Linked DNA regions of Homo sapiens: region 2 is linked to region 1. Evidence: chromatin contacts called from ENCODE Hi-C or POLR2A ChIA-PET data. All regions are on one chromosome and are shown on one strand. Each heading gives the region's core, a stretch centred on a gene start or an enhancer-like site at or near the end of the contact. The rest is flanking DNA. Distances are from core to core; before and after follow the strand shown. Region 1 overlaps LOC105376197 (a long non-coding RNA gene). Region 2 overlaps SLC44A1 (solute carrier family 44 member 1).

Region 1 (6,090 bases), core at 857-3,356:
TGGCATGTGAATTGGTACAGCCGTTTTGGAAGGCAATATGGCAACATGTATCAAAAAGCCTTAAGTGTTCTTACTTCTTGGAAAAATAAAGCCACTTCTAGGACTCAGTCGTCATGAAATAATCAGAGATTCTGATGAGGAACATTATCTTTTCTGCATTGAAATACTGTCTCCCTCATTACAGGGATAGACGTGCAGCGGGTCCCAAATAAATGCTGCTAACTTTCTGGATGGCAACTAACTTCTATACAACATCTTGCTTCCAGCCAGGAGTCTGGTTGGAAGAGAAGCCTTCTACCTCCTGGGCCTCTTTGGTCAGGATGCTGCCTTCTGTGTATCTTTCATTGTGAATGACTAAAGTGACAATTATATGCCCAATGATTTCATAAGCAATACCTCTTACCATGCCCACAGAGAGAGTAGGGGTTCTTTTTCCAGACTGAGTACCTCGTAAAAAAACAAACCCAGGAGACCAGATGAGATAGAATCAAAGAGGCAAGAAAGTCAGTTCAGTAGATGCTGAGAACTGCTGGGAAATCCAGGGAATTCAGGCTGCAAGGCTGTCCAGGCTGAGCCCAGGCTACACTGACAGACTCAGACAAAAGCTGATTTCTAAGGAGACCTGTGAATTCAGGAAGATAGCTCAGCTTGGCTCAACATTCAAGAGAGAAGAGAAACATCCTGCTCAGCAGCCAGAGAAAAAAGGGCTTAGCTGAGAAATGCCAGGCACTAGCTTTTGAATCATTGGGAAAACATGGTCACTTTAAGATGAAGAAAGACCCTGACACAGGACTGAGGGTCTAGGCCTTGTCCTCAAGCCCCACCTGCAATCCCCATCTGCTCATAACAGCTATTCTCTTTGTCCTCAGCTATGTTTTGTTTTTTTTTTCTTTTTTTTTTTTTGAGACGGAGTCTCGCTCTGTCACCCAGGCTGGAGTGCGCTGGCACGATCTCGGCTCACTGCAAGCTCCCGCCTCCTGGGTTCACGCCATTCTCCTGCCTCAGCCTCCCGAGTAGCTGGGACTACAGGCGCCCGCCACCACGCCCGCTAATTTTTTGTATTTTTAGTAGAGACGGGGTTTCACCGTGTTAGCCAGGACGCTCTCGATCTCCTGACCTCGTGATCCGCCTGCCTCGGCCTCCCAAAGTGCTGGGATTACAGGCGTGAGCCACCGCGCCCAGCCGGTTCTCAGCTAATATTTTATTAATTCCTTTGCCCTATGCTGTTATATGGACACTGTAAATCCTCGTCCCAATCCTGGCTGTTTAGACAACCGCCTCTGCTCTGGCTATGGTGCTCCAGAGACCTCAGTCCTGATGTCTGGGCTCTCTCCTCTGTCCGCAGGCTCTCAGGCCCCACTCTATCCAGCATCTACTTCCCCTGCACATGCACACACACACCTCTCACTCCCTTAGTGGTTATAATAGGCACTGTGAGGGCTTAGTCCATGAGACTAAGTGATTAAGGAAGCAAGGAATCTTTTCATATTATTATCTCAAGTTGGAGAACTTTTTTTTTTTTTTGAGATGGAGTCTCACTCTGTCACCAGGCTGGAATGCAGTGGCGCAATCTCGGCTCACTGCAAGCTCCGCTTCCCGAGTTCATGCAATTCTCCTGCCTCAGCCTCCCAAGTAGCTGGGAATACAGGCATGTGCCACCATGCCCAGCTAATTTTTGTATTTTTAGTAGAGACGGGGTTTCACCATGTTGGCCAGGATGGTCTCGATCTCATAACCTCGTGATCCACCCACCTCGGCCTCCCAAAGTATTGGAGATTACAGGCGTGAGCCACTGCACCTGGCAAAATGGAGAACATTTAATTCAGTACGCTGACTCTAACAAGTGACCATTTCTAACACTGAGTGAGCACTCACTGTCTTCTAGGCGCTGTGCCAAGTACTCTACATGCATTATGAATTATTACAATTTAATCCACACAGCAACTCTGTGAGGTGGGAACTGGTACCATCATGATTAACATACTCATTTTGCACATAAGGAATGGTGGGCTCAGAAAGGTTAACCAATGTTCCCCGGACAATGGGGTTAATAAACAAACCAAAGCCATAACTTTGAACTCTTTCATTTAGCAAGTGTTAACAGAGTTCCCCCTATGTGTCAGACACTACTCCGCTAGGCACAGGCACTAGGCTATATTGGTAGACAAGACAGACTTAGCCACCACCTTCAGGAAACCCAGTATCTAGCAGATTAGGTAAACCTCAGGCCTCTACAGCTGCCCTAATTGGCCTCAGAGCCAGGATTCCAACTCATGTTTTCTACAACAAAGCTCAAACAATAACCACAACACTTCCTGCCTCTCTCTTACCGGAAATAGTGTCTCTGTGAGAAACTTGAAGTCTTGGAAGTTCTCAGGCTGAAGTCAAGCTGCATACCTGTATGACCTGACGTTGATGTTGAATTAAGTGCTGTGAATCAGGCTACTGGACACACGGAACCTTTTTTAATACTTTGCTCAAATGTCACTTTCTCAAAATGCTTTTCTAACTACTTGCCTCTTATCAGCATGGCTAACCCATCTTTCCCTGCTCGCTTTTTCATCATGCGTATAATCTTCTTTTATAATGTATTATTTATTTTATTATTATGCCTATTGCTTAGCATGTGCTTACTTGCACTTTTTTTTTTTTTTCTTGAGACAGAGTCTCGCTCTGTCGCCCAGGCTGGAGTGCAGTGGTGTGATCTTGGCTCTCTGCAACCTCTGCTGCCTGGGTTCCTCAGCCTCCCGAGTAGCTGGGATTACAGGCCTGCACTACCAGGCCCAGCTAATATTTGGATTTTTAGTAAGAACGGGGTTTCACCATGTTGGCCAGGCTAGTCTCGAACTCCTGACCTCAAGTGATCTGCCGGCCTCAGCCTCCCAAGGTGCTGGGATTATAGATGTGAACCACCATGCCCAGCCCTTTGCACTTTAATATAAAGTTCCCCCAAGGGCAGGGAATCCCTATCTGTTTTGTTCACTGATGTATCCCAGGGCCTAGACAGAGTCTGGCACACAAAAAGTACTCAGTAATTAATTTTTGTGTGAAACAATAAAGGTGAAGAGCATGTACGGGGTTAGCAGACAGATGGTGCTAATTAGGAATAAAGGATAGGGAAGGAAAACTGAGCTGGGAACTGAGGATAGAAGGGAACGGGGCAGTCAAGAGAGGTGTGCTGCAAGAACTGGAAGGGAGGGACCACACAAGCCCCAGCCTGAAAAACAGAAGACCCTGCAGGCGGTGGAGTGTTTATTCTTCTCTGTGCTCAGAAGCATGTCAGACATGTGAGAGCCAGGAAGCCAGGGTTGATCAGGAACTGTATGGCCTCCTGCACTCTGCAAGAATCCCAGGGAGTCAGGGGGTCAAACGAACAGTCAGGGATTGGGGATCAAAGCAGGCAAAGCTGAAATCCAGGAAGTCTGAGAGAGTAAGATAATGCTACCCATCCACCAAAACACAGAGAAGAGCCTAATCCTGGGGCAGCAACAGTGGAAACTAAGGTTTCTGTCAAGTTTTCTCCCAGGAGGTGTGTAGTCCATAGGGCTGCAGGAGTGGGCAGGGAAGAGAGTATGGTTAGTGGTAAGCTACAGCTGGAGAGAGCTGATTGTGCATTATCTCCTCCCAGATTCATGTTTAGTGTCTTCACATCTGTAGCTTGAAATTGGCCATGGCAGAAGTATTTACACCATGGAAATTGGCAAATGCTATATAAGTCAGGGATTGTTCGCTTGCTTGTTGGGCAGCTGGTTGTTAAATACTTACCAGCACACTGCTGGCATAGTTTACTATAGAACTGAGGCTGCGGGAAGAACTCTGTTCTTGGCTGAAAAAAGAAGGCACTAGAATTGCAGGTAGGTACTTAGGCTAAGGTGTACCCCATGGAAAGACACCTATGCCCTTGGGTAACTGCAGACAGAGCAAAGAGCCAAACTTAATAGATCCCTTCCCAGGGGTTCTTCTGTTCACTATAGAATTTACATGGGGATTCTTTCTCTTAAGTTTGGAAGCCAGAGACTCATTTGAATCCATTTATTCATTCGTTTGACAGGTACAAATAGAGGATCTGCCATGTTGCAGGTTAGTAGCTAGACCATAGAGAAGACAGACTTGTTCCTGCCCTCATGGAATGTGTTGCCTAGCACAGAAGTCTACAAATCATGGCCTAAGGGCCAAATGTAGCTCAGGACCTCTTTCAGTAAACAGTCCTCAAGTTAAGGATGGTTTTTACATTGTTAAAGGGTTGTGAGGAAGAACAAAAGGAAGGAGGAGGAAGATGAGGAGGAGGAGGAGAAAGAGGAGTGAGAGAGACCATGGGTGGTCTACAAAGCTTAAAATATTTCCTATCTAGGCCTTTACAAAAAAAGTTTGCCAACTCTTGGTGTAGCAAACTAGACAAACCTTACTCCTTTACAGCCACCCTAATTGGCCATTAAAAGAACAACGTTTGGCCAGGCACGGTGGCTCATGCCTGTAATCCCAGCACTTTGGGAAGCCGAGGCGGGTGAATCACCTGAGGTCAGGAGTTTGAGACCAGCCTGGCCAACACGGTGAAACCCTGTCTCCACTAAAAATACAAAAAAATTAGCCAGGCATGGTGGCAGGCACCTGTAATCCAGCTACTCAGGAGGCTGAGGCAGGAGAATCACTTGAACCTGGGAGGCAGAGGTTGCAGTGAGCCAAGATTGCACTCCAGCCTGGGTGACAAGAGCAAAACTCTATCTCAAAAAAAATAAAAAAAAAAGCAATGTTCGGGCCAGGACTTACCTGAGGAAAGGACCAGGAGTAGGTCAGGTGACACTAACACAAAGAATGAGGCAGCCGGGTGCGGTGGCTCACACCTGTAACCCCAGCACTTTGGGAGGCCGAGGCGGGCAGACCACTTAAGGTCAGGAGTTCAAGACCAGCCTGGCCAACATGGCAAAACTCCATCTCTACTAAAAATACAAAAATTAGCCGGGCGTGGTGGCAGGTGCCTGTAATCCCAGCTACTCAGGAGTCTCAGGCAGGAGAATTGCTTGAACCTGGGAGGTGGAGGTTGCAGTGAGCTGAGATCATACCACTGCACTTTAGCATGGGCAAAAAAAGAATGAGGCTGGACATCTCCTGGGTTATAACTGAGTAACCAACTAGAAATATGTGTTTGCAAGTATTTGACTGTGTGGACCACAGCATGAGACTGAGGTCTAAAAGTTGAGTTCCAGGAGAGGGAAGGTCAGGGGTTAGTCCAGGAACACAGGAGGGAACAAAGTCAGAGGACCCTTACTGGAGTCAGTAATGAAGGTAGAGAACAATAGCAACAGCAAACACTTCTAGAATGCCTGCTGCGTACCACGTGCTGTTACAAGCACATTACTCATATTAACACATCTAATTCTCCTAATAGCCCTATGAAGTTGGTCCTGTTATTATTCCTGTTTGACAGATGAGGAAACTGAGGCACAGGTAACAAAGTCTTTTGCCACCAGTGACACAGCTACTAAGTAGTAGAGCCAGGATTTGAGACCAGGTAGTATGATTTCAGGATCCATATTCTTAACCACTACACTCCACTGCAATACACTACAGACAGACTGGTGAGGGAAGGTAGGAAAGCAGGTCTTTTTATTTCTAGTTAAGTCTTTTGCTGGGCCCTGTGTCTGTGATTTGTTCCGGAGTAGAGAAGGGACTCTGTGCTTTCTCAAAAGAAGCAATTTCAAAACATGAGACTCTAAGGAGCAGGTCTGATAAACTGCACTTGAACCCAGAGGATGACCAGAGAAAAGCAGGGTACCAACCACAGTCAGGCCACCATGCATATTTCCCCAATCCTGTGACAAACAGGACTGAGCCTGCTCTGTGCCAGGCTCTGTCCTGGATGCTGCAGGGACAGAGATGAGACAGACTCAGCCTCGAGGGGCGGCAGCCATGAGTAAACAGGCTATGCTTAGTAGAGTCTGGATTAAGACCCACACAGCACCCATGGGGGCTCCGTGGAGAAAGCAGCTCCAATCCCAAGGGAGCTGCACCTATAAGCTCGAAGCCAGGTGCCAGGGAGGGATGTGGAGCATGGCCTGATCAGCATCACTTGGATGAAATTCCCTTCAGAAT
Region 2 (6,672 bases), core at 3,872-6,371, 260 kb after region 1:
CAAGCAGTCCTCCTGCCTCAGCCTCCTGAGTAGCTGGGACTGTAGGTGTGAGCTGCCATGCCCAGCTAGGGATCTCTTAACTTCTAAAGTCATGCGCCCTATTAAGAAAAAAGTTTGATCACAGTTGTTCAATATATTTACATTTATTTATCAAATATTTATCAAATAAATGTAAATATTTATATATATATAGCTGTTACTAATATATGTCTTATAAAGCATACGAAAGAAGACATTTTAAATGTATGAGAAATATAATAGAAGTCCCAGGTGATCCTGTTAAATACTCCCTAGGACGTGGGTATCTCCATCCATGTGGATCTCCATCCACCATGGAGATCACTGATATAGACCAGTACTTCTTGAGACATAGTCTTTATCAGCACCTGGGATACTTTTTAAATGCAAACTACTGGGCTTTATCATGGATCCAACCAACCAGACTCTGGGATTAGGGCCCAGGAATCTGCATTCTTAGCCTTTCTACAGTTTGAGAACCATTAATGTATCTGTTTGAATAAGTGCATAACACTCTTTCATTATATTTGGGAATAACTACTACATTTTTTTGGCTAAACATCACTAATTGTTGAAGTTACCTCCTGCATGAGAATATCTAAACTTCCATCTCACCAGCTTTTTGTCTCAGCGTCTAGTTTGTTTGAGCCATACCTTTTTTCTATAACTAACTTTACCATTTCAAAGGGGTTTAACTTTTAATGGCATGGTGAGAGCATGAAGAACCTCAGCCCTCCAAGAGGGTGAATGTGCAAGATTTGGAGAGTATAGGAAATAACTCACTCTAAAATTGAAACCAGGAGAGTGGAAGAAAATTGAAGTAATGACCAGGCGCGGTGGCTCACACCTGTAATCCCAGCACTTTGGGAGGCCCTGGCGGGCGGATCACCTGAGGTCAGGAGATCGAGACCAGCCTGGCCAACATGGTGAAACCCTGTCTCTACTAAAAAATACAAAAAAAAAAAAATTAGCCAGGTGTGGTGACGAGCACCTGTAGTCCCAGCTACTTGGGAGGCTGAGGCGAAGAATTGCTTGAACCCAGGAGGTGGAGGTTGCAGTGAGCCAAGATCATGCCACTGCACTCCAGCCTGGGCAACAGAGCAAGACTCTGTCTCGAAAAAAAAAAAGAAGAAAAAGAAAAGAAAATAGAAGTAATTAACCATCTATGGAAATAACCCCAGAAAATGAGAAAGAAAAAAAATGGAAGTAATTAACCATCTATGGAAATAACCCCAGAAAATAAGTCACTATAAGAGAAGATTCATAAGTGTGTTGCTACAAAAATGGTGGGGAGTCTTCCAAAGCTTGGGCAGACCCAGATTTGCTCCCTAGAAGCATCTGAGAGAGGGATCAATTTATAGCTTAACCAATGTATCATCTAATGCATTTTAACTCCGAGTTAAGATAATGGTGAATGAGAAATGCCTTGATGTTGATAAATATTGGAGAAAATGCCAAAGAAGAATTCATGGTCTGCCTATTATTCTTAATGCTAGACAAGAAGAGGCTGCCATGATTCTAGGGGTCTCTTTTTTCCCTTTACTTAAAGCCTTATACAAGACAAAATAAAGAGCTGGGAAAGAGTGTGTCTAGAATTCAGTAGAATCCATTACTGCTGTGGATCAATATCCAAATATTTCTGAGTTTTTATCTGAAAAGAGCACTGGAGTTGACATCATAAGACCATTATTTGAGTAGGATCTGTTCTTTTTTCCTACTTTTATGACCTTGACCTTGGATCTACTCTTTTTTTTCTACTCAGGTCGGGTGGCATCTGTAAGTGTGTTTCCAAGGCTATAAAATGGGATGATAATATTTGCCATAAACCATTCATAGGGTTATTGAAAAGCTGGAATAAAATGTATTTTAAAAACCACAAAAAATTTAAAATGCTGCATGTGAAATAAGCATCAGAGTGGGTGGTTCTTGACAATAACTAAATTGGCTATTTCTTTTATTCTTTTAGCATGGATGTTTTTGGCAACCTCTTTCTTCACAGAGAGTCCAAATATACACTTCATGGCAAATTATATTTACCACATATTCTATGTGAAATAAAATACGAAACACAGAAAAAGTTCTAAGACTATACATGTTTGTTGCAGCATTATTTATATCTGAAAACAATATAAATCTCTAACAGTAAGAGAATGGTTACATGTATTTTAAATCACTCATAAAATGAAATTATGTAGCTGAGTAAATATGAAGCATTTATAATGATACTTCTATGTATATTAATGAAAAGCTTATAGTGATTTGTTTATATAATACTATTTCATATATGTGAAAATGCTTAGAAAAAATACATACCATTACACTGAAATATCACTTTTTTTCTGAGTGCTAAGAGTTTGTAAATTTTTTCTAAAATATGCATACATTTATCTTAAAAATTGCCACAGATTCTAAATAGATTAAGTTTTAGGGTGCAGCATAGCATTTGGAAAACTTAATTATGTTTAAACCAGAATCATTTAAAGTATGATTTTAAAATTTATATTATATGATAAGCATGTATAACTCTGGGTGTATATGAGAATATGTGGATTATATTTCCTCATTTGAGATGGAATGGCCTCATGCAACCATCATTTATAAATAGTAGAATTTTAAGTCTGCAAATGGTGAAAAAAGAGTGGCTTTCTTCAGTAGGATATTAAATATGATCTTTGTTCTCTCTGCTTCAGGTGCTGATAGTCTGCAGCACAGGTTTAGCTGGGATTATGCTGCTCAACTACCAGCAGGACTACACAGTATGGGTGCTGCCTCTGATCATCGTCTGCCTCTTTGCTTTCCTAGTCGCTCATTGCTTCCTGTCTATTTATGAAATGGTAGTGGATGTATTATTCTTGTGTTTTGCCATTGATACAAAATACAATGATGGGAGCCCTGGCAGAGAATTCTATATGGATAAAGTGCTGATGGTAAGTACTTCAAATGCCGTTTCCTATTTTAGGGATAAAAATACCAATAAAAATATTTTGTAAAACATTCTCTATATTTAATTCACACTATATGCAACTGAGTAATTTAGAATTAACCCCATAGCACTGACTCATAAATGAGGTTAATCTAGGGTAAGTCAGGGAGGACGGCTTCTTGGCATGGACAAGATCATTTCAGATCCACCTAGCTAGAGCAGTACTGGTTAATAGTCCTAAGTTCACCCTATTCTTGCTGCCCCTCTCTCTGTAGTTAGATAGATTTGAATTGACTTTTTAAACTAGCTTCTAGCCTTTTCCTGAAATGGGGCTCAAAGACAAAATATCCTGTTTCCCAGGTCCTAGTGCCTACCTGTCTTTCTCTATCCACCACTGCCCCAAACATTACTGCTGTCAACCCTGGTTAAAACTCATTATCTTAAATATGGTAGGCCAAATTGAAAGCATTTTGTGATGAATACCGATAACAGACCCATGACTGGTAGAGTGTATAGTTATTTATTAGTCAAGATCTGAACCTTTACACAGATATATGCAGATTTTTCATATTAGAACCTCAATTAAATTTCTTTAAAATTTTGAAAACCTTATTAAATGGTTTAAGTACTGTTATAATCAGTGTTAAATGTTACCAAAGTAAAGATGCTTTCTAAATAATAGTAGTTTGCTATTAAGCTGTGAAATATTTCTATCTCAAAATGGGTAATATTGAATACTAAGCATTATACATTGAAATAACAAGTCATTTTCCAGGAGCATATTTTATCCAGTTAAATCTAAAATAAGTGTATTAATAAATAAGCTAGATTTTTTTTTTTTTCTTTTTGAGACGGAGTCTTGCTTTGTCACCCAGACTGCAGTGCAGTGGCATGGTCTTGGCTCTGCAACCTCTACCTCCCAGGTTCAAGCAGTTCTCCCTCAGCCTCCCAAATAGCTGGGATTACATGCATGTGCCACCACTCCTGGCTAATTTTTGTATTTTTAGTAGAGATGGGGTTTTACCATGTTGGCCAGGCCGGTCTTGAACTCCTGTCCTCAGGTGATCTGCCTGCCTCGGCCTTCCAAAATGCTGGGATTACAGGTGTGAGCCTCCATGCCCAGCCTAGATTTTTTTTTTCTTTTCAATAGCAAGAATTCCAAATGATTTAGCTGACCTATTTGGCACTGATTTTCTCTTTTTCTGGCAACATCAGCTAAATTCTGGACATTTTCTTAATGTCTAAACTAATTCTAACTGGTTATTTTCTTAATGGAATTTGATCATGATTATTGTATCTCTTTTGTGACTAAAGCATTTAGAAGAGTGTTACTGTTTTTTAAGTCACTGATCAAAAGCAGAGTAAAAAATAACTGTTTTCCACCCTTCAGTTTTCTCTGTAGGAATGGTGAGGATATTTAATGAAGAAGTTCCCCGTAAACGTTGACAGAATAGAAATGTTCCCTTTGGGCACATTCCCATTTCGACTACTACTAACCATAGGTTCTGGTTGATACACCCTGTCTTCCTGCTTCATGAAGTAATGTCATGGTCAGATTGACACTTTTTTTAAAAAGAGTAGTTTGTTTATGGTTTGGTTAAGAAAAAAAGCATTATGTGCTTAGCAGTATCAATGTGTTCTTTTACCTTCTATGGTTATTTAAAAGTGGAGGCTTATGGAGTAACGTGTTCTTGTTGTTTCATTTAACCTTGATATAGAAAAAAACAACAACAACAAATAAAATGATATTCTGAGTATGAGAAAATAGCCTCTTAAAAATGTTAGGTATTTTCTCTTCCAGGTAGAACTAACATTATCTCTTGGAGCCTTAGTAAGATTGTCACAATGAATGGATGGAAAGAAGATTTTTTTAATCAGCGAATTGCAGAGTCCATTTCTACAAATTTAGCAACTCTCATGTGTGATACTAAACATTATTTATTGCTATGTTTTTAAGCCATCCATTTACCAAGATTGAGTCAAAAATGTAGATGTTCTTTAGAATTCATCTACTAACAAATCTGAAAGGACCCAAGAATTTATTCAATATGGTCCATATTTTGCAGGAGTTTGTGGAAAACAGTAGGAAAGCAATGAAAGAAGCTGGTAAGGGAGGCGTCGCTGATTCCAGAGAGCTAAAGCCGATGGTAGGTGGAGATGAGGAGGTGGCCGCCCTCCAAGAATTTCACTTTCACTTCCTCTCTCTCTCTGTCTTCACTGACTGCACTTCTTCAGGAGAAGCTTTTGTTATCTGTATCACGCAGGACATGCTGCTCTTTCTGTTTGTGTGCTTACCCATCACTTGGATGGCAGAATTCTTGTCACAACTGAGACCACCTTCTATAAAAGTAAGCTGAAAGGAACAGCATCCTCGTCAGTGCTCGGCAGGGGCGGGTAGGGGATGATGGTTTTTTCCCTAAGGTAAAACTGCTGTTGCTCTTGTTTCCTTTTTAACTGTCAGTGTTTGGCTTTCATCAGACTGAACATTTTGGTGTACACTTGAACTGACGGTTTGATTTTTATCATTTTGGAAGGTGATCATAGCAATTCCTTTCAACTTGCTAAAATTCATACTCCCCCTTTTAAAAGTATGGTTCTGCTTACATTGCTGTCCTTTTCCCTTGGCTGACTTTTTCTTCTGTTGCCTAGGTTGTACTTTCTTTGTTTCTTAAGCTATTTTTCAGTAGCAAACAAGGCTGTTTTCATCAATACCCACATTCCCACTCAGTAAGACAATCTAGTCTTCTCCCAGTTTAATTGTGAGATGGATAAATTATTTCTGGTAGTTGATATTATATATGTATATGTACACAAATATATCTCTCTACTCCACTTTTATTTGAAAAAAGCAGCTTAATGAGTGTAAGAGAACCTTGAGCTGCTTTTCACATGGATATTGTCACTATAGCATAGAAACAGATGCCTCTATCATATATTGGTCTAATTACTTCCTAATTTAAACACGTATTTTTTTAAATAGCATGTTTATTTTCAAATATTATATAATTGTCTGCATCCTTAAATAATTTTAAACAATGTGTCCCCTGACTGCATATAATGTTCAAAAGTGTGAGGTAAGGACTTTCCTTTCTGTCTTCTTTACACTTTAGTAAATGATTTGATTTATAGCAAGTTTGTCCAACTTGCTGCCTGTGGGCCGCATATGGCTTAGGAAGGCTTTCAACACAAATTCGTAAACTTTATTAAAACATGAGATTTTTTGCCTTTTTTTTTTTAAGCCCATCAGCTATCCTTAATGTATTTTATATGTGGCCCAAGACAATTCTTCTTCCAGGATGGCCTGGGGAAGCCAAAAGATTGGATACCCCTGATTTGTAGGTTTTCAACTTTAAAATATATGCTATAAAATAAGTTCATTTAAGTAGGCTAGGCATGGTGGCTCATGTCTGTAATCCTAGCACTTTGGGAGGCCGAGGCAGGTGGATTGCCTGAGCTCAGCAGTTTGAGACCAGCCTGGGCAAAACGGTGAAACCCTGTCTCTACTAAAATACCAAAAAAAAAAAAAAAAAAAAATTAGCTGGGCATGGCGGCGTGTGCCTATAATCCGAGTTACTTGGGAGGCTGAAGCAGGAGAATTGCTTGAACCTGGGAGGCAGAGGTTGCAGTGAGCCAAGATGGCGCCATTGCATTCCAGCCTGGGCGACAGAGCGAGACTCCATCTCAAAAAAAAAAAAAAAAAAAAAAATATATATATATATGATATAAAATAA

Evidence for each region. A loop is a pair of places that touch in the nucleus more often than their neighbours do. ChIA-PET counts read pairs that join two places held with the same protein, here RNA polymerase II (POLR2A). Pooled maps may share reads with other maps.
Region 2: a loop to region 1 is called in a pooled map, with 2.8 times the contacts of the local background. The contact joins two enhancer-like sites. A Hi-C loop is called at or near these places in 2 of 50 pooled maps. POLR2A ChIA-PET finds 5 or more read pairs at or near these places in 4 of 52 experiments (H1, OCI-LY7, PC-3 and 1 more).

What each region holds. Positions count from the first base shown.
Region 1 is chr9:105,125,794-105,131,883 of GRCh38, forward strand. All of the region lies in intron 2 of LOC105376197 (a long non-coding RNA gene), which reads left to right. Among named protein-coding and RNA genes, the nearest start is that of SLC44A1, 120 kb to the right of the region's middle. Within about 2 kb of position 2,107, at least 4 of the 41 ENCODE cell types and tissues checked have a DNase peak (open chromatin) inside an H3K27ac peak, as active enhancers do.
Region 2 is chr9:105,380,415-105,387,086 of GRCh38, forward strand. SLC44A1 (solute carrier family 44 member 1) reads left to right here. Exons shown (of 16, transcript NM_080546.5): 14 at 2,709-2,945; 15 at 5,008-5,088. Among named protein-coding and RNA genes, the nearest start is that of FSD1L, 64 kb to the right of the region's middle. Within about 2 kb of position 5,122, at least 7 of the 41 ENCODE cell types and tissues checked have a DNase peak (open chromatin) inside an H3K27ac peak, as active enhancers do.